2 separate regions of the Homo sapiens genome follow, and region 2 is linked to region 1. The links are chromatin loops, found by intact Hi-C in ENCODE. Cell type or tissue: heart right ventricle. All regions are shown on one strand. Each heading gives the region's core, and the rest is flanking DNA. Links, peaks and the distances in the headings are about the cores only. Region 1 overlaps COLEC12 (collectin subfamily member 12). Region 2 overlaps COLEC12 (collectin subfamily member 12).

The links. Hi-C counts contacts between places; a loop is a spot of excess contacts. Peaks named below come from ENCODE experiments on the same cell type or tissue, not always from the same donor. Only the 100,000 strongest peaks of a DNase experiment are listed, where the experiment ranks them.
Region 2: a loop joins it to region 1, with 2.3 times the contacts of the local background. A loop is called at or near these places in 2 of 110 quality-filtered maps.

The regions. Positions count from the first base shown.
Region 1 is chr18:409,882-420,671 of GRCh38, reverse strand. All of the region lies in intron 2 of COLEC12 (collectin subfamily member 12), which reads left to right. Among named protein-coding and RNA genes, the nearest start is that of COLEC12, 85 kb to the left of the region's middle. RefSeq lists an enhancer at 1-88 and a silencer at 635-828. In heart right ventricle, for the core only: no CTCF peak of the experiment used is centred there; no DNase peak of the experiment used is centred there; H3K27ac peaks cover 1,219 bases.
Region 2 is chr18:357,160-367,949 of GRCh38, reverse strand. It overlaps COLEC12 (collectin subfamily member 12), which reads left to right. Exons shown (of 10, transcript NM_130386.3): 3 at 10,428-10,550. Among named protein-coding and RNA genes, the nearest start is that of THOC1, 95 kb to the right of the region's middle. In heart right ventricle, for the core only: no CTCF peak of the experiment used is centred there; a DNase peak (open chromatin) is centred at 5,810.

The DNA of each region.
Region 1 (10,790 bases), core at 907-8,906:
CACCTCTCTTGGAGTTGCAAAATCATTTGCCAAATCTGTTCTCATTTACACAGTCCTTAAGTTACTGTCCAGTCAGGCGTTTAACCTCTACCTTGAGGGAAAGATAATCCAGAACCCCCTTTGCTTTACCTAGAAAATTTTTTATCGCTTTTTAGAATTTTAGACTCTTTATGTTTCTGCTGTATTTATACAGAAGGCATTTAATCTACATATATTTTGTTGATTTATAAAACCCAGTGAGGCTTTTTTCCTTTTTGGTGTCCTTGGAAATACCGAGGCATCACCCCAGTTTGCCATGATTTCTCACTGCAGCTATAGCCAGAGGAAAATTTTTCCTGTTCTGAGACTGGAGCAATGTTGGGGCTGAAATTTCATTTTAGTGATACACGTGTTACATTGCCATCAAACATTTTATCATCTCATGTTTGGATGATTTTCCAGTTATCTATTGCATGAAACAAGGCATTTTAAAACTGAGTGTCTTAAAGCAATTGATTATTATTATTATTGCTCTGGTCCTGTGGGTCAGGAATTCAGACTGTACAGCAGACACAACTCTCCTCTGCGCCACAATCCAGGGTCTCAGCCGGCATGCCAGGCAGGGATGAGAGTTGGAATTGCTGGGGGCGGCCTGGCACTGTCTCCTCCTAGGCCCTCTCCAAGTAACCAGCTTGGGCTCCCTCCAGCATGGCAGCCTCAGGGCAGTCAGACATCTTGCAAGGGCTCCAAGAACAAATCTTCCAAGAGTCAGAAAGTGGAAGCTGCTGGTCTCTTAAGGCTTAGCTTGGAAATTGGCACGGCATTCTTTCTGCTGTATTCTGTTGGTTAAGTTTTCACAGAGATCACCCCCACCAACCCACTCTGCAGGTTCAAGGGGAGAGGACATAGATATCACCTCTTAATGAGGGGAATAGCAAAGAATGTGTGGTCATTGTTTATCTACCACAGATGACATATCAACAATCCCAGACATTCAGCACATCTACAAAAATTATTTTTATCTCACTCTGCATCTGCTTAAGAAGGTAGATATTCAACTGCAGTTCATTTCAGAGTTCTTCCTGTATAAAGACTGTTGACAGCAAATGTTTTGTTAGAAACGTTTTGATAGAAACATTTTGACTTCAAACTCAGATAATGACTCTGTATCATTTAAAATATATACAGGGCTGGGCACAGTGGCTCTCACCTGTAATCCAGCACTTTGGGAGGCCAAGGTGGGCAGATCACCTGAGGTCAGGAGTTTGAGACCAGCCTGACCAATATGGTGAAACCCCCTCTCTACTACAATTACAAAAATTAGCCTAGTGTGGTGGCATGCGCCTGTAGTCCCAGCTACTCAGGAGGCTGAGGCAGGAGAATTGCTTGAACCCAGGAGGCATAGGTTGCAGTGAGCCAAAATTGTGCCAATGCACAACAGTGCAACAGAGCAACAGAGCAAGACTCCATCTCAAAAATTAGAATAGAATAGAATAGAATAGAATAGAATAGAATAGAATAGAATAGAATAGAATAGAATAGAAGTATGATGCCTTACATTGATTGGATATTTTCCAGATAATTTTAAGATATATTAGCCAATCCCTACATCAGCTCTTTTCATTTTGTGGATGAGGAACCTGAGGATCTAAATGGTTAACTGACTTGTCCCAGATCACATGACTGACTACCAATGGGGGCAGAGGTGTTAAAGGAAAGGGGTCCTGATCCAGACCCCAAGACAGGGTTCTTGGATCTCGCACAAGAAAGAAATCAGGGCGAGTCCTCAGTGTAAAGTGAAAGCAAATTTATTAAGAAAGTAAAGGAATGAAAGAATGGCTACTGCATAGAGTAGCCCTGAGGGCTGCTGGTTGCCCATTTTTATGGTTATTTCTTGATGATATGCTCAACAAGGGGTGGATTATTCATGTCTCCCCTTTTTAGACCATATCTGGTAACTTCCTGATGTTGCCATGGCATCTGTAAACTGTCATGGCGCTGGTGGGAGTGTAGCAGTCAGGACGACCAGAGGTCACTCTCATCGCCATCTTGGTTTTGGTGGATTTTGGCCGGCTCCTTCACTGCAACCTGTTTTATCAGCAAGGTCTTCATGACCTGTATTTTGTGCTGACCTCCTATCTTATCCTGTGATTTAGAATGCCTTAACCATCTGGGAATGCAGCCCAGTAGGTTTCAGCCTCATTTTACCCAGCTCCTATTTAAGATGGAGTTGTTCTGGTTCACATGCCTCTGACAGAGACAGACCCAGGATTGAGTTAGTTTGTACTTTCACTGATAGTTTCCTTGAATTCCTTAATATAGGTAGAAGTAAACTGAAGACCATGGTAAGGACTTTTTAAAGAAATATCACCATTTGGGATATTTTATCTCTTAGAATGAAGAAAAGATCCTTTATTTTAGGCAAATACTTGGTGTTTATGTGGCTCTTAAACTTACAAAGTATCTCCATACCCATTATCTACTTTGCTCCACATGCTGATCCAATGAGAGAGATATTAATAACACTATTTTCAAATAGAGAAGCAGAGGTACAGAGAGGTTAAGCAAATCACTTAAGGGTCACACGGCTAACTGTAGAACTGGTGCCCAAGCCCAGAACTTTAAACTCTGAATCCTGCCATTTCTCACTGTGTTCTTCACCCCTCCCTCACCCTGGCTTCTTGGGCCTTAGAGCAGCCCACACATGGCTTAGCTGTGCGGGGCAGGGCCATCCTCCTCAGGGACAAAAATGGGAGGCCTCCGAGGACTGAATCGCCCAAAGTGGTTAGAGGAAGGCAAAAGTTTCAAGCCACCAGCAGCAACATTAGAAGAAATGGGGAACACTCTCTAATTGTGGACAGTTCCAATTTTGTCCGTCTCCAGGGAGAACTAATACTGTTACGATTTCTCCTGATGCATGTGAAATCAGTTGCTACAGCAATGACCAGTGTTTCTTGGAACTTGCTGACAGCAACAGGCCTCAGAAATGAAATTTCTGTTCTGTGTATCGTGTTTCTAACGCTGGCTCCACTATTTCAGCACCTCTACTGTGTCCACTTCCCATGATGATCTCTTCCTGCCCCTTCCTGCCCAGAAGGTAGGGCAAGATAAGTCTCTGCCCCAGTCACTAGACAGGCATGTTGATGATGGCCTTGGGAACTGTGGCTTGGCGGTGGTCCTTAGGGGAAGGGAACTTGTCTGTGTTGGTCACCACTATAACCTTTAGAACAATGCCTAGCTCAAGTGCTAAGAAAAAACACACATAGTCATGCACTGCATAATGATGTTTTGGTCAATGACAGACTGCATATGTGGTCCTGTAAGATTATGATGGCGTTGCCTTATACAGGTGTATCATTGTTTATCTTTTATATCATATTTTTATTGTACCTTTTCTATGTTTAGATATGCTCAGATACACAAATACTTAACATTGTGTTACAGTTGCTTACAGTATTCAGTACAGTAGCATGCTGTATAGGTTTGTAGCCTCGTAGCAATAGCCTAGCTGTGTAGTAGGCTATACATCTAGGTTTGTGTAAGTACACTCTGTGATGTTTGCATGATGATGAAATCACTTAACCATGCATTTCTCAGAACATCTCCCTATCATTAAGTGATGAATGAGTGTGTGTGTGTGTGTGTGTGTGTCTGGGTGCATGTGTGTGTATATATGTAAAGTTAATGAATGATTGCTAATTACTGCAGTTCTTTAAACCTGGTATACTTTCCCACACATCCATGCCCTTGCCCATGCTAGACCCTCTGCCTGGAATGCCCTTCCCTTCCTTCTTCCTTTTCTACCAACCCTCCGCCCCCACCCCCCACCGCCCCCACCTGTTAGCTTGCCAAGCTTCATCTCATGCTCTCCAGAGTGTAAGGCAAGATAGGTCTTCTAAATTTAATTATTATATTATATTTTAAAACTTTAAGTACAGAGACCTGAAGGACCTTAATCTTCCCTAGAGCTGGTGCCTTCCCCATGACCCCCAAAGGGAAGGATCTGAACAGTGTTTGTGCCGTGGCAGGGGCCCATGGCACCGCCCAGCATGGCGGTGGAGGAGTCCCAAAGCTTTATAATGTGAATGGAAACTTGGAGTTACCTCTTGCTCATAATGAAAGAGATTCCCTACCAGAGAGGAGGCACAGAAGCCATTTTCAATGAGTCATGGAATTCCTCTAGGATATAATAACAAGCCATTTAACCAAAATGTTGAGGGAGCAGTTAAAGAGACCCATAAGTCACAGAGAGCCTTGCATTGACTCCCATTATATCTCTCGTCAGCCTCTGACCTGATTCATCCTGCTTTTCATCCTTCCCTCTATATCAGATCATCTCATAATCCCCAGTTCTGTTGAGTGTTTCAGTCACCTCCAGCAGCCAGTGTGGGATCAGTTCTTCACTAGATCCCTGGCTGCTCTTTACTGTTTTCAGCTTGTTTTTTCTTTTTGATGAAACAATCCCCAAAATGAATTTTTTTGGGGGGGTGTCAACACTTGTAAAATGTCAGGTTTGCATTGTTATCTGTTAGATTTTTTGGTTTCTTTAATACAGCAGGAACTGGAGAATCTAGACAAAGAGGTTTAAAAGTTGAGTCATCTCCCCACAAATATTTCACCCACATCTACTAGCATGATGATAACTCAGTTAAAGGTTGTGAAAATCAGTAGTCTGACAAGGAACTAGTACTATTGATTATCATTTCTCATTATTTTTCTTCAGTCCAAACTTATTTTAAGCCAAACATATTCAACACCAAAGTATTGAGTAGTTGAAGAAAGGCAGATGTGCATTACAGTGTAATTAGGTTCATAAGTTACTATGACAGGCAACTGAATAAACCTCAGTGTTACTGCACATTTTGCCAGAAAAGTTGTGAAGCTATTTTTTCCACTTCTCTTAGATCCTGAAGAGCCACTTCCTTTTCTCTGCTGACACATACCTGCTTGCCCCAGTGCCTTGGAGGAACTTCCAAAGGTCTAAATGAAAAGCCTTTTAAATTTCTTAGAAGTCATGAAGTCATGACTTCGTACATACAGCCCAATGTGTGTAGATGACAAGAGGGGCAACTTTTACAAATTTAAGTCAATTTTATAGCCATCTGTTGTAGGGGATACAAATATTAGTCTATGACAGGTAAACAATTATAGTTCAGTAAGCCACAATAACAGCATCTTGTACAAAATGATGTGATGGTGCAGAGAAGCTCTTGAGGAGGGTGGTAAGGAGTTAGGCCTAACTTGCATCTAGAGACTGGAATTTATATCTGGGATGGAGTTAGCTTTGTAACGATTTAGGCGCTACCTCATCCCTAGGCCTAGGAGAAGAGATATCACAATGATACAAGGAAAAGGCAGCAGTAACTGAGGATAGAAAATCTAGGTAGGAGCCCTCGTTCTGCGGTTTGCTAGTTCCTGACTTCGAGTTGTCTGGTCACTTTAGTGAGGGGGTAGTTGCCTTATCTGTAAAATGGAAACGGCATTAATTCCCACATCACACAGAACTGTTGCTGCAATCAAATGAAATAATGTTAGTAAACTGCAAAGCTTCCTGCAAATGTTTGCCATTGCCTTGGCTCTCCAGTGTATGTAATGCTGGTGACATAAATAATAGCTTCATTCCGTGTTTGCACTGATGCATTTTGAATGTAACCTTTGAAAATTAGGATCCTCTTGTCTTTGGGACAGTAGTTTTATTAGGTGCAGAGAAGCATTTGAATATTCCAAGTGAAATATTAGGAAATAACTCCTGCAATCCTTCCTTGCTTTGCAGGTGATTGCACAGTTTTAAAAGGTGCTTGAAATCTCTTGGCCACACTCACAAATGTATTACTGGACCTTAATCAGCAGTTCTAGAGAAGCAGCACCTGTTTGCTGTGGTCTGCAGGCTGGGTGTCTGAGAACAAGCCTGTTTGGGGGTTAGAGGCCCAGCTTTATCCTTGGGCAAGTCACTTCATCTCTGGGCCGCCCTTTCCTAACTTCAGATTCAGAGGTCAAACCCACTGATAATTAAGGGCTCTTCTATCCTTAAAGATCTGTGTTTGCATAAGAGTTCGGTTTTGTTTTTTGTTTTTTGTTTGTTTGTTTGTTTTCTGAGACACAGTTTCACTCTTGTTGCCCAGGCTGGAGTGCAATGGCATGATCTCGGCTCACTGCAACCTCCGCCTCCCGGGTTCAAGTGATTCTCCTGCCTCAGCCTCCCAAGTAGCTAGGATTACAGGCATGTGCCACCATGCTCAGCTAATTTTGTATTTTTAGTAGAGTCGAGGTTTCACCATGTTGGTCAGGCTGGTCTCAAACTCCTGACCTCAGGTACCTCAGGTGATCCACCCGCCTCGGCCTCCCAAAGTGCTAGGATTACAGGTGTGAGCCACCGCGCCCGACCCAAGTTTGGTTTTTGTTCATTTATTTTGTTTTGCTTTTGCTTACTCTCTTTACCAATTTGCAAGTCACCCCTGAAGCTTCCCATTTGAAAATTAAATTTTATTTTGGAAATCATTGTAAATTCACATGCAGTTGCAAGAAATAATATGGAGTTCCTATGTACCCCTTACCCAGTTCCTCCCAGTGGTAACATCTTACAAAACTGTAGTACAGTATCACAACCAGAATATTGACACTGACAAAGTCAAGATACAAAAAATGCCTGTTATCACAAAGATTCCACATATTTTCTTCCCCTTTCCTCCACCTACTTCTTCATCACTGGCAACCACTAATATGTTCTCCATTTCTATAGTTTTGTCATTTCAAGAATGTTGTATCAATGGAATCATAGAGTATATAACCATTCATGATTGGTGTTCCCCAACCCCACTGAGCATAATTGTCTAGAGATTCATTAAGACTGTTGCATGTATTAGTACTTCATTCCTTTTTATTGGTGAGTAGTATTCCATCAGGTTATATGTACTGTATCATAGTTTATTTAGCTATTCACTGTCTAAGGACATCTGAATTATTTCCAGGTTGGGGGCATTATGAATAAAACTGCTGTAAACATTCACGTACAGATGCTTTTTTAAATTTTTTATAGAGATGGGGTCTCATTATGTTGCCTAGGCTGGTCTTGAGCTCCTGGCCTCAAACAGTTCTCCTGCCTTGGCCTCCGAAAGTGCTGGGATCGTAGCACTGTGCCTGACCAGTATGTACATATTTTTGTGTAAACATAAATCATCCTTCTCTAGAATAAGTGCCTAGAAGTGAAATTGCTGAGTCATATAGCCATTGTATGTTCCATTGTTTTAGAAACTGCCAAACTATTTTCCAGAGTGACTGTACCATTTTACATTCTCACCAGCAGCATATGAGTGATCTAGCTTTCTTACATCCTCTCCAGCATTTGTGGGGTCACCGTTTTTTATGTCAGCCATTCTGATAGATGTCTAGTGGTATGTCATTATGCCTTTGATTTACATTACCCTAATGGCTAGTGATGTTGAATATCTTTCTATGTGTTTATTTGCCATCCATCTGTCTTCTTCAGTCAAATGTCTCTTCATGTCTTCTGCCCATATTCAAATGAGATCATTTGTATTTTTGTCGTTCAGTTAATTCCTTTGATTAATGTTTGTGTGGTATACCTTCTTCTATCTTCTTACTTTCAACCTTCCTGTATGTTATATTTGAAATGAGTTTCTTGGAGACAGCGTATAATTGAGTCATATGTTTTTAATCAACTATGCTGTTCTCCATCTTTAAATCGTAATGCTTTAAATGTAATTATTGATATGTTAGGGCTTAGGTCTGCTCTTTTATTTTTTGTCATTGTTACCTGTTTTTTATAGCTCTGTTTTCATTTTTTTGCCTGCCAGTGGGTTATCTGAACAATTTTTAGGATTTTGTTTTGATATATCTATAGTGGTTTCTAGTGAGTCCCTTTGCATGACTTTTTTAGTGGTTGCTTTAGGTGCTGGATTATGTGTCTACATAACTTATCAAAGCCTACCTCTATTGTCATTTCGCTAGTTCTAGTGAAGTACGGAAACTTTACCTCCCTTTATCCTTTCCATTTATAATATGTTTGTCTTTAAATTTACCTATATACATTAAGAACCAGACCAGTTTTATAATTTTTGCCTTATCATCAAGCATAATTTAGAAAACTCAAGAGGAAGAGAAAAGGCTATTGCATTTACCTATATTTTTGTTTGCTTTGTTCTTCCTTCCTAATATTGAAGGTTTTGTTTTCTTTCTTTCTTTTTTTTTTTTCTGTTTAGAGCACTTTCTTTAGCTAATTTTTCAGATTAGGACTGTTGGAGATATCACTTAGTTTTCCTTCCTCTGAGAATGTCTTCCTTTCCCCTTTCATTTCTGAAGGATATTTTTGCTGGATATAGGACTCTGGGTTATCAGTTTTTTTCTTTCAGCACTTGAAAACTCTCTCACCTCTTCCTTCTGGCTTCCATATTTTCTGATGATAAAATCACCATCATTCAAATTGTCTTTCCAATATAAGTAAGGTGTTTTTTTATCTTGCTGCTTTTAAAATGTTTTCTTTGTCCTTTGTTTTTGGAAGTTTAATTAGGATGTGTCTTGATGTGTATTTTTTTGGCTTTATCCTGTTTGGAATTCACTCATCATCTGAATATGTAGGTTCATTTCTCTTGCCAAATTTGGGAAGTGTTCAGCCATTTTTTCTTCTATTACTTTTCTATCTGCTCCTCCTTTCTCCTCTCCTTCTAGGACACTTATGACATAAATGTTAGATTTTTTGTTATAGTCCACAAATCCCTGAGGCTCTGTTATTTGCTTTTCAATCTATATTCGCTCTGTTATTCAGATTGGTCATTTTTACTGTTTTGTTTTCCAGTTCACTGATTCTCTCCCTATTTTCTCTGTTCTTTGTTTTTGTTTTTTGTTTGTTTCTGGTTTTTGAGACAGGATTTCACTTTTTTGCCCAGGAACTACAGGTGCATGCCACTACGCCTGGCTAATCTTTGTATTTTTTTGTAGAGATGAGGTTTCACCATGTTTCCCAGGCATGTCTCAGATGTCTGGGCTCAAGCGATCCACCCATCTTGGTTTCCCAGAGTGCTGGAATTACAGGCGTGAGCCACTGTGCTCAGCCTGCTCTGTTCCAATGAGTTTGATTGATAAATAACTTTGGTTATTTATTTTTTAGTTCTAAATTTTCATCTGGTTCTTCTTTAGGTCATCTATTTCTTCTCTGAGATAGTCAGTTTCTTTTCCAAGGCTTTTTTTTCTCTTTGTTTGAAACATATTAATAATTGCTCATTGAAGTGATTTATCATGGCTGCTTTTTAATCTTTGTCAGGTAATCCTAAAATCTCTATCATCTCAGTCTTGGCATCTATTGATTGTCATTTTTCATTGCATTTAAGATCTTCCTGTCTCTTGATATGACAAGTGATTTCAGCTGAAACCAGGATATTTTAGTATTATGTTACTAGACTCTGAATCACATCAAAACCTTTTGTTTTAAGCTGGCTTTCTCTGGCAGGACTTCAGCAAGGGACGGGTAGGCATCACCTCATTACTGCTTAGGTGGATGCAGAAGTCCAGGTTTCTACTGGATCTCCATTGATACCTGAGTGGTATCATCATTATTATTGCTAATTATTAAGCATTATTGGTGGGAAGGGATAGAAATTCCAGCTCTCCGTGTGGTTCTTTTGATAGCGCAGTAGGGGTGGCTCCATTATGGGTAGGCAGTAGTAAAAATCCAGTCACTCTACTAAGCATTCTCTTACCCCACCCCAGTGGGGTACAGCCCAACAGGTGAGGAGAGTCTGGGTTCCCCACCCAGGCTTTGCTGGCATGGGTGGAGGTGGGGATTCTGTGGTTTTTGGCTGGTGTTGAGCATTTATTATTGAAAAGTTTTCTATTTTGCTAGGCTGCTTCATTCCTGAAGAGATGAGCTTTTTTCGGATATTTTTTTTTTGTCTGTGCTCTTTGGCATTTCCAGGTTGTTGTCTTCTTCACTATAAGTCTAGGATAGAAATAATTGCCTGGTGTGATGGCTCACGCCTGTAATCCCAGCACTTTGGGAGGCCAAGGCGGGCAGATCACCTGAGGTCAGGAGTTCGAGACCAGCCTGGGCAACATGGTGAAACGCCGTCTCTACTAAAAATACAAAAATACAGCATGCCTGTAATCCCAGCTACTCGGGTGGCTGAGGCAGGGGAATCACTTGAACCCAGGAGGTGGAGGTTGCATTGAGCTGAGATCATGCCACTGCACTTCAGCCTGGGCAACAAGAGCGGACTCCGTCTTAAAAAAAAAAAAAAGAAGAACAACTCAGCCATGTGTTGTTCTGTGAGTTCTGAGATCTCTAGCCAGGCTTCCTTTACTCCACCTTTCACAGTCTTCTTATGTTTGTTTCCTATCTGATGTCAGGATTTTAGTTATACTTGGCAGGAGAAGTGGGGAAAAGTGTGTCCACTTCATCTTCTACAAGTGGAAGTCCTGGAACTTTCATTTTTAGTTGACTTGGTTTTTCAAGCTCAATATTTTATGAACATGCTGCACCACTTAACAAAGCAGAAGGATACCAAACCACCTGCAGGAAACATTTGTTTCTAGGGTTTATGTGAAAGGAAAAGTGTCTACCATGTGCTTGGCACTTTATGCTTAATTTCACTTAATCCTCAGAAGAATGCTACAGGGAGGGTATTATTAACCCCGATTTACAGAGGTGAGAACTGAAGTTCAGAGAAATTAAGTAACTTGTTCCAGATCACACAGCTAGTAATTAGAAGATCTAGGTCTCGAAGCCAGTTTTGCCCACATTTTTCTCCCCGCCACATGCCTCAGTCAGCCCATTAGCGCAATGAGGACAGAGATGATCT
Region 2 (10,790 bases), core at 821-8,820, 53 kb after region 1:
TTTGTTTTGTTTTGTTTTGTTTTGGTAGAGACAGCATCTCACTGTGTTGCCCTGGCCAGTCTTGAACTCGTGGCCTCAGGGATCCTCTTGCCTCACCCTCCCAAAGTGCTGGGATTACAGGCATGGGCCACGACACCAGGCCTTTGTCCAGTTTTAATAACAAGTATGTGGCTAGTGACAGGGATGGTCGTCATTCCGTCTGGGGCCACTCTCCCCTCACAGGCGTCGTGGGCCAATACTCTATTAAAATAGGTCCCTCCCAGTTCCCTCCTTGTTTTGCCAACTTTTCCTCATTTGGATCATTTCAAGTCGATTGACTCATTTCTCATTAGGTTCAAGACTGAGGCCACATTCAATGTGGAACAGAATGACTGTTTTAAAACAGCAGTGGTGAAGTCTCCTGCTCTGTCTTGGCTTCGTTCCCTTAATTTTAAGTGTCTTCGACTATCATCTTCACTTGAAGAAAGTAAAAAACACATGTTTTTGAGGAACGAGGAATGTCTGTCAGGTTGATTGATGTTTTCATTTACATTGAAGTCCACTTTTTTTCCCCATCAAAACACTAGTTTTGGTGGTTAAAAAAAAAATCAAATCGGTATGTGAGGGAGAGTGGATGTAGGCATGTCTTTGCCAGCACCTGCTCAGCAGCATAATTTTCACATGCCCCGACACTGTGTCGTTGACAAACAGCAAATATCTTGTCATTAACTGAGATTTGTCCTGCTCAGCGCTGTTCCCCCTCGTCATTATATTAGTCCTTCAGCTGCCCCCAAATGACACTTTGTAAAGCAGCCACACTCAAGGCAAGTGTTGGATTGCAGGTTTACAGTTCTCATCTTGGCCCTATCACATGGAGTTTTGAAAGTGCCGAGACCCACAAAATGGAGAAATGCTGTAGGGTCTTGGGACTCACTTCAGTCTGGGCAGGGGTCTGAAGGCATGTTTTGCATTCCTTTCATCATAACCTTCATTCCACCCTCTACCTCCAGCGGGTTTGAGGCTGCGGCTCCCTGTGGCATCAGCCTTGGCTGTGTGGGAGGAAAGGGCTCTCATCAGTGTCAGTGTTTTAACTGTCAGGCCCCTGAGCTGTGCCCCTCTCCCAGGACATCCATACCCCGGCCCACAGGACAGTGAGATCAGCAAATCACCTAGAAGACTGGAGACAAAGGTGGGAGAGGAGATTGTGAAATCCCTTGCACCTGACAGCAGATTCCAATTTGGGGGCAGGGAGATTGCTCCTGGAAGCGAGGGCCCACTTCCCACTGCCCGGATCTGTACTCCAGTCATGCCTTTGTTAAGCCGCAGGATGTGCCGAGTACTAGCGGGTGCTCCTTTGCTTAGGGAAATGCAAACGCAACACAGCAGAAAAACAAAACCCTCATGCCTGTACAAGGAGGTAGCTATGAAGATCATGGGGAGTGTGGATGTGTGCAGTATCAACTACACAGGTGCTTAGGGATTCAAGGCAAATTAGGAAAGGGTGCATTGAGGAGGAAATCTGTGAGTAAGCACAAAGGAAGTTAGTTAGTAGGGAAGAGCGTTTCAGGGAAGAGAAGGGCAAATCTCACAGCCCAGAGGGGAAATGAGCAGAGCCCTGTCAGAGACCATAGCTATGCAGGTGCCTGGGGTCCTTCCCATGCTCCCTCAAACTCTTGCTCAAATGTTACTCTGCGGAGAGGGCTCCAGACACACCATACTTAAAATTGACATCTACGTCCCCCGCTACATGCCCTTCGCTCAGTGCTTGCCTTGTTTTTACTATAGCATTCATCACCTTCTGTCATATGAAGACATCCTCCCACTGGAATATAAGTTCCAGAAGGCAGAGATAGATTTTTGTCTGTTGTGTTCACCAGTATAACTACTGCCTGCTACTTACACCTTGAAGAAATGAATAAACAGGATGTAGCAAGAATGGAATGTGGTGATGTGGGCAGAATTCTGGGGTCGAAGGAACTCCAGCTGGAAGGTAGAAAACCCGAGCCCTAAAGCCAGCCTGGCTGTGTATAAACTTGGGGTGGGGGGAGTAGGAGAGAGGAGTGGAGTTCCTTGGGCCTCAGTTTCTTCACTGGTGAGATGCATATTAGCCAAGATGACAGCCAGCGCCCCTCCCGGCCTCAAGATTCTGAGTGCCAACATGGTCAGAGGGTGCGGGAGCAACTGGAGAATCACTGTGGATTCCTGAACCACAGGGTCAAGGAGGTATTGGTAAGAAAAAAATATTTTTTGCCAGTGTATTCCAGATAATTTTTTTTTAGAGGGAGGCTAAGAGGCTAGAGGTAAATAAATTTTTTAATCGCCATCTGATAAACCCTCCTGTCACCTTCTTCCTTGCCTCTGTCTTACCTTGCCCAGCTCCTGCAAGCTTGAGCCACAAGCAGTTTTTTGGCTCTGTAGATGAAGGAGCCATTGAAGACTGGCTTTTGGGGTTCATTTCAAGCATACTAGAACTTCAAAAGAAAACCATGGGGTGACCAATTTATTTGGTTTCAAGCTTAAACTGATCAAGGCTCCTGCATATCCCATAGTTTGCTTTGAAATTATAAAGGTACCTTCTTTCCCTGGCCCATCTCACTCCAAAAACTCCCTCAGCATTGGGAGATATTCCCCTGAGGGGCTAACATGCCTTACCAGCCAAACCTTCAAGCCACTCTTGACCTCTCCTAGAGAGAATGAGCATTTATTTAGGGCAGAATTTACTTGCTGCTTAAGTATGTCACCACAGTCTAATAAAGGAGAAATTATAGCCGGCAGAAGCATCAGGCCTGTAAGTTAGTTAACCCACCGGAGACTACATTTTATTGCTTATTTCTGAGAAAGGCTTATCTATCAACATGTGAAAGGATGTTTCCGCACCCCTTTATTTTGACAGAATACTTCTACTGGTATGTCTAACTGGTCCGTTTTCTAGATTATCTCGTTGGGCATCCTTTATCTTGCTTTGTTTTGTTTTTCACTTCTGGAGATGAATAAGCTTGGAGAAGCAACACACAAAAGATTTGGGTTCAACTCCCAGCTCAGCTACTCACTGGCTTGGGTACTCACCCTCTTTGACCTCCCCACTTTCCTAAAATCTGTAAAATTAGGGTCAGAATTCCTACTCTGCAGGGTTGTTAAAGACATTATAAGTAACCAGGAGAGGGTTCCTGGCCCATATCAGGTCCTCAGTAATAGCCTTCATCCTCAGCAATTCCTCTTCACATTCACAGCAATAGCAAACTCTCACCCACTCAAGAAATGTCTCATGGCCTTCCTCAATTACCTGTCAGAGTCAGTGTCTGGCTCAATTCTACAGCAGATTGATGACCCAAGCTAGAGCTGCATTTTCATGAGTCCTTTTAATGAAAAGATTCAGCACTTAATCCCAGAAGGACATTGTATGGTAGTGCCAGATAATGAAGTAGTCAGGCTGCTGAAATGTTGACAGTTCACTCTGTGCCCATAGAATAAAATGTATAGGAATAGAGCCAAGAGGAAGGGGCCAGCTAGGAGAGACAACTGTAAGAGATGTGATGGTTGAGCTCCCCAGTGAGCAAGGATTCCTCTCCTTGGAATTGAAAGCATTTGTGGACAGTTCATCTAATAAAGGATTTCTTATAAAAACCACAAAGAGAAAATAATGGCGTTCTTTTGAGACACTATATATTCTGGCAGACACTGCATACTCTGAGTGGGACCGTTACATCTGGCTTTTGCCTACGACAATTCTTTTTTAGTAGGCAGGGTATAAATTATAAATTTTAAATAAATAATGCATAATCTTAAAAAAAACAATAAAACCAAACCAGAACTGACTGCCTTTTCTTTTTATACACATGAAAAAATTTCAATGAAAACAAACTATACCCTTGGTAAATGCACAGAATTTGAATGTAAGTTCAGCATGAACGTCGAAGAGTTCATGCTGTCATAAAACTCTCTTCTAAGTAACTTTTCCGGTTTGAACACATCTTTATGAATACAGAGCTGCTGTGAGGCTTCACTTATTTTGCACAGAAAGTGATTTCATTTCCAATTCTTGTCCTGCTTCCGTTTTCATGGCTATCCACATCGTTAGGAAACTTGGCATAGTAAGGTGTCCAGGGCTGGGATTTGTATTTGGGGAACTAAATTACTCACTAATAAAAAAAATTTTTTTTACTAATTCCATATTTCATCATTTAGTAAATAGCCTTCATCATAAGGAAAAGCTAGTTATTTCGGTGGATAAAGTGTTTTATGTATTTAACTTTTGTTCCAGTGATATTGCGTAACATTCAAGCAACTAACCGGGTTGTTAACTCTTATTGTTTTGTTGCTTTTGGGGCCATTTTAATTATAGGAATTTATTTGAATCATCCGTTTTACTGTTAGAGCCAAATCATTCTTATGGGTTTATGGGAATCTATACCACCAGGCAGTAGATTAATAACTGTAAAAAAACCACATGAAAAGTTCACTGCGAATCTCAGATCAAAACTTGTGGTTTTCTGGATTTTGCAATTGACCCTTTTTAAAGCTTCTCTTTGGTAACATGATCTTTATGGCAACACCACTGAGCTATAGACACTTGTGATCATGAAAATAGCCCAGAAGTGTCCCACACTCACCCACAGTGCCGGCCTCCACCTACCAAGGAAGGGGATGGATCTGCAATGTATCCATTTTAACACACAAGCCCACCTTCAGTGATATACATGGCAAAAAAATATGAGAGTGAAGGAGACTCTTTTTTTTTCTGCAAAAAGATCGGAAAAACAGACTGGATTGAGACTGGACCACAGCACTTGGGAGGGCTCTTTATGGAGAACCACAGCAGAAAGGAATTCTCTTTGCTGGTGAATTCTTCTGGCCCTTTGCACTGTCATTCCTGGAGCGTTTCAATTATTCCCCCAACCAGCAAACGGCTCACTGATCAGCAGCCCCCATTCCCCCCCTGCCAGCTTCTTACTTGAAATGTGTTGTTGGAACCAGGGCAGCCCAGGGGACTTTGAGTTTGGGCACTGGGGACCAAATTGTCAGCCTATTCTGAACTTCCATGGAATACTCAAGGAGTTAACCAGAGCGATTTTGGCTTCACTGGGCCCCCACACTTTTTTGTATAACAAAGACTCGGACACTGGAAAATACATTCAAAACATGAGCCAAGAGTGGAGTTCAGCGGGAGATAGTTCAAGAGGGAAAAGCAGCGGAAAGGCATGCACCCTTCAGGTCCTTGCTGCCTGTAGGCCTCTGAATTTCAAATGTGCTATTGGCGCCAGGTTCTTTGGCACGCTGGATCTCTTAATGGTGAGGGGCAGCACTGCTTCACTTCCTGAACTGAAATCTCTCCTCTGCAGCACTCTGTATATCAGTCCCCAGCCCTTCCTTCCCTGCCCACCCCCACCCCGCCATGGGAACAAAGTCCCCAGGCTCTGGAAAGTAATGCTAAGAAAACAAACACTACAAAGGCTGGTAACAGGGGGATATCTCTCTTGAATGTTATTTTGTAACCATCTAGGTTCAAGGAGGAGGGGGTGCCCCAGCTACAGGAGCCAGCAGGGTCCCTTTGTAGTAGGCATCCGTGTGTTTGGCCAGATGTCCTCCCAGCGGAGGGCAGAGAGGAAGATAAAACAGAATTCTTATTAAAAAGAAGTCAGGGGAGGGGGAAAACAAGACAGAGAAAGCGTGTCAAGTGGAAAGGGAGGCCAGGCAGTGCCATCTGATATTGATTAAATGCTGATAGAGTCAGCAGTGAGAAATGCACACGGTGAGGAAGTGCCCCAGCTCTTTGGAATGTGAACCAGTGACAGCTGTCCGGGCTTGGATCTGCACGAATACCACATGCACCAGATGCCTGGCGGCCACAGGGCTAGCTCACGGGGAAGGATGGGAGGGAAAGATGAGTGTGCTGGAGTCAGGACCTGTGGCTTCTGATCCTGCTTCCCCTCTCTGGGCCTCTCTTTTCCCATCAATGACACAATGACGCTTGACCTCTGCACAACCTTCTAGCTCCCAGATTGTGTCATCTACTATAATCTCTGCTCTAACCAAATCTTCTGAGGCTCTCTTAGTGGAATGTAAGAAATCATCCTGAAGAGGCATAAGAAGCTCACCCAGCATGGTCCAAAAATCCAAAAGGAATAAACCCGCCCATCAGCCATGGGAGTGCCACCCAGTCCTTCAGCGGGAGGTCAGGCCAGCACCCCGTGTCTGTCGCCCTTCTGTGCTTCACAGTTGCCACCAAAGCAAGTTCATGGTTTCTCAGCATGGAATGTGGCGTGTCTGTGGGTCTACCTATATGTTCCTTTCTCTAAATTTCAAAAATATTTTCACCCTTATTGGATGTAAAGAGTCTTTTTTCATTTTATACCATCAGATTACAGAGAGCTTATGCGCTGGTCCGTGTGTGTGGTGGGCTGGGGAGAGTGTGGGTGTGTGTGTTCATGCGCGCATCCTTTAGTTAAGAGTGCCTTCTTGAAAGCTTGTTGTTTTGTTTTTTTCCTTTTTAGCAAATGTCATGAGGACAGTGGTATTTTAATAAAGGGTGAGGCTAGATTCCAGTGGGAATGGAAGAGGAAGCTTCCACTGAGATGAAAAGATCTCACACTAGGGTGGTGGCAGGGGAAATGGAGAGGAAACGATGACTAGAGAGAGGGACCATGGCCTAGTGGAGAGATCGTGGCATCTAGAGTCTGACACAGGTTGGAGTCCTGACTGCAACATTGTATAGAGTGTCAGTTCAGCTCTCACCAAGATGCCCCCTTGCAGTCCTTTTATGGATTAGAGATGCTGTGTGTAAGGGATCTAGCTCAGAACCTGGCACACTGTAGGCAGTAAGTGAACATCAATAAGCTGTAGATGATGATGATCATGATGAAAAATAGCCCACAAGGCCTGTGACTGAATTGGAGAATAAGTACAAGAGAAGAAATGATGGTGTCTTTGAGTTTAACCACCTGAGGGATTGGGATAGAAATAGTAGTTGAGTTGAGTACAATAAGAAAAGTTGGGTGGAAGTTGGAGATCTGGTTTGGCAGGGCTAGAACTGAAGTCAGTTTTAGACATAAGAGACGGTGCTGAGACATACAGGTGGCTATAAGGAAGTAAGACAGAAAGGAAGGGGAGGGGAAAAATGGAAAAATTATAATAAACAAGTTTATTTACTCTAGGTCTGTTTGATCAGTGAGTCTAATTTTACAAGCTTCACCTTCAAGGGATTGGTTAACCAAAGGTCAATCCATCATGACCAGCTTCTAAACTAAATCCTTGCTCCTCGAAGTGTGGTCCTCAGACCAGTTGCCACCTAGGCCTTGCAGAAATGTAGAATCTTAGCTCCTCCCTCAGACCCACTGAATCGGAACCTGCATTTCAACAATGTGATGTGTAAGCACTTTAAAGTTTGAGAAGCATTGTTCCTGAGTGTGGTCCACAGACCGCAGCATCAGCATCAGCATCAGCATCAGCATCACCTGGGAACTTCTTAGAAATCCAAATTCTTGGCCAGGCGTGGTGGCTCACACCTATACTCCCAGCACTTTGGGAGGCTGAGGCGGCGAGGTGGGTGGATCACTTGAGGTCAGGAGTTTGTGACCAGCCTGGCCAACATGGTGAAACCCCGTTTCTACTAAAAATACAAAAAGTAGCCGTGTGTGGTCGTGGGCACCTGTAATCCCAGCTACTCGGGAGGCTGAGGCAGGAGAATCACTTGAACCCGGGAGGCAGAGGTTGCAGTGAGCCGAGATCGTGCCACTGCACTCCAGCCTGGGCAACAGAGCAAAACTCCATCTCAAAAAAGAAAAAAAAAAAAAAAGAAATCCAAATTCTCAGGTCCCTTCTCAGACCTCCTGAATTAGAAACAGTGTGTTTTAATGACTGCTTCAAGTGACTCTCATGCACCCCAAAGTTTGAGAAGCACTGCTCTAAGTCATGAAATTGACAGATGCACCTCCTCCCTTTGTGTCTACAGCCAGAGGGATGTGCTGAACACCAGAGGGATTGGTTGAGCCCTGAAAGCTAAATTTAAGTCATTGTTATATGCTGTTTCTCTCATCATTTTGCATTAAACACAGCTGAAGAACTCTTTTCACTGAAGAAGGGCACTATGCGTAAAATTACAAACCAAAGGAGAGAAACTTCAACTGTGGCTTAATCCTCATGACTTACCCATCAAAAGTTATTGAGCACAGTTATAGATCAGTCCTTTATGTGCTGTTGCTCCTGGGGGACGCTATTAGTAAGACACACATAGGGAAACAGGTCAGGAAAACAGGGAATCTCCTGATATTCCTTACAATGTGATTTTCACATTAAAACATCCACAGTCTTTGTCTTGTGTGTGTTTCTAATCTATCAGATGGAAATTCTCTTTTTAAAGGTTTCTGGAGTCACTTGCAGCATTGATGCTGGTTGACCACTCAGACAAGAATGTTTTTCAAAAACGACCTTTTAGCAGTAAAAATTTACCTCCTCTCATCAAAAGTGTCTGGTTTTTCTATTTGTTCTACAGTCATTATTCAAATCGCTGTGATAACTAATATAAGGGTCACTGTCTGTTTCTTGTATACATGTAATATGCAAAATTTGTTATATATTGGGCAGTTAATTATAAGATTACTTGTATTTTCTGCCATAGGTTATAATACATTACAACCAGTGGCATGCCGGTAAACTAGTTGTTTGCGGCCAGGGAATGGGGGCCATCCTAATTCGCGGTGTTTGCCAATTTCTATGGTGTAAATACTCCCTGCAGGGCTGATTTCAAGCTACCAACAGTTTCACAACCAGCTCTCAAAGTTCTTACAAATTTAACAGTTGGCTCTTACAAGCCAGTAGGAACCAACTTCAGCATGCCACTGAAACAAACATCAAGGGACCAATCAATAGGATTTTTTTGTTGTATTTGAATTGCTGTAGGCCTAACAGTGTCTGAAATAAGTAAATTTGAATGTTTAAATATTTTGTCATACAGAGATTTTTATTGAAATTATCATCGTAATTATCATAATGGAATTTGATTTGAAACTACAGTCATGTGCCACGTAACGTTTCAGTCAACAATGGACTGCATAGATGATGGCAGTCCCATAAGATTATAAAACTGTATTTTTATTGTACCTTTTCTATGTTTAGATACACAAATACTTACCATTGTGTTAAAGTTGCCAGAAATAAAGTTGCCTGTCAGTACAGTAACATGCTGTACAGGTTTGAGCCTAGGAGCAACAGGCCATACCATGTAGCCTAGGTGTGTAGTAGTCTATACCAGAGGTCCCCAACCCCCAGGGCCATGGACCAGTTACCTGTTAGGAACTGGACTGCATAGCAGGAGGTGAGCAGTGGGCGAGTGAGTGAAGCATCATCTGTATTTACATCCATTTCCCATCACTTGCATGACCACCTGAGCTCCGCCTCCTGTCAGATCAGTGGCAGCATTAGATTCTCAAAGAAGCGCGAATCCTGTTGTGAACTGTGCATGTGAGGGATCTAGGTTGTGCGCTCCTTATAAGAATCTAATGCCTGTGATCTGTCACTGTCTCCCATCGCACCCATACGGGACCATCTATTTCCAGGAAAACAAGCTCAGGGCTCCCACTGTTTCTACATTATGGTGAGTTGTATAATTATTTCATTATATATTACAATGTAATAATAATAGAGATAAAGTACACAATAAATGGAATGCATTTGAATCATCCCGAAACCATCCCTACCCCTACTCTGGTCCATGGAAAAATTGGGGAAGAAGATGGGGACCGCTGGTCTATACCATCTAGGACTGTGTAAGTACACTCTAGGACAGTGGTCCCCTACCTTTTTGGAACCAGGGACCAGTTTCATGGAAGATAATTTTTCCATGGATGGACAGGGGGCGGGAGATGGTTTCAGGATGAAACTGCTCCACCTGAGATCATCAGGCATTAGTCAGATTCTCATAAGGAGCATGCAACCTAGATCCCTCGCATGTGCAGTTCACAATAGGGTTCACGCTCCTAAGAGAATCTAATGCTGCCACTGATCTGACAGGAGACAGAGCTCAGGTGGTCATGCTGGCTCACCTGCCACTCAACTCCTGCTGTGCAGCCGGTTCCTAACAGGCCACCAGACTGGTACCAGTCCATGGCCCGGGAATTAGGGATCCCTGCTCCAGGATGTTCACACAGTGATGAAATTGCCTAATGATGCCATTCTCAGAATGTATCCCCATTAACTGATGCATGACTGTATTCTATGAAACAAAGTTATGTGCTATTTTTAAGTCATATTAAATACAGCTATAACAATAGAATGGTAATATTGAAGTGCTTATGTTGCTCAAGCAGTGTGTTTACTGTCAAAATAGTTCTCATAGTATAGTAAGGCATTTGTAAAAATTATTCTTAGTCCCAATATTTGAACCTAAATGCAAAAAGATAAATTTTAAAATGACATCTTTGCTTACTGTTATTAAAATTTGACTTCTCTTACAGGTATTCAGGAAGGAACACAATGTACCAAATGTAAAAATAACTGGGCACTGAAGTTTTCTATCATATTATTATACATTTTGTGTGCCTTGCTAACAATCACAGTAGCCATTTTGGGATATAAAGGTAAGCATGCTTTCTTTTTTTTCTTCCAAATAACAAGTGTTCCTTCATTAATTTAAGCATGAGAAAACTCATATTTGCAAATACGAAGTATTTCATTCATACAACTCAGATGCAAAATAACAACATGATAAACTTCATCTCTGTATCTTAAACTTACAGCTATGAGATCTGAAAGGGGGGACATAGTAATTCCTTTTGACTCATTTCAGCAATAATCAGCGTCCTCTCTGAGAGTTATAA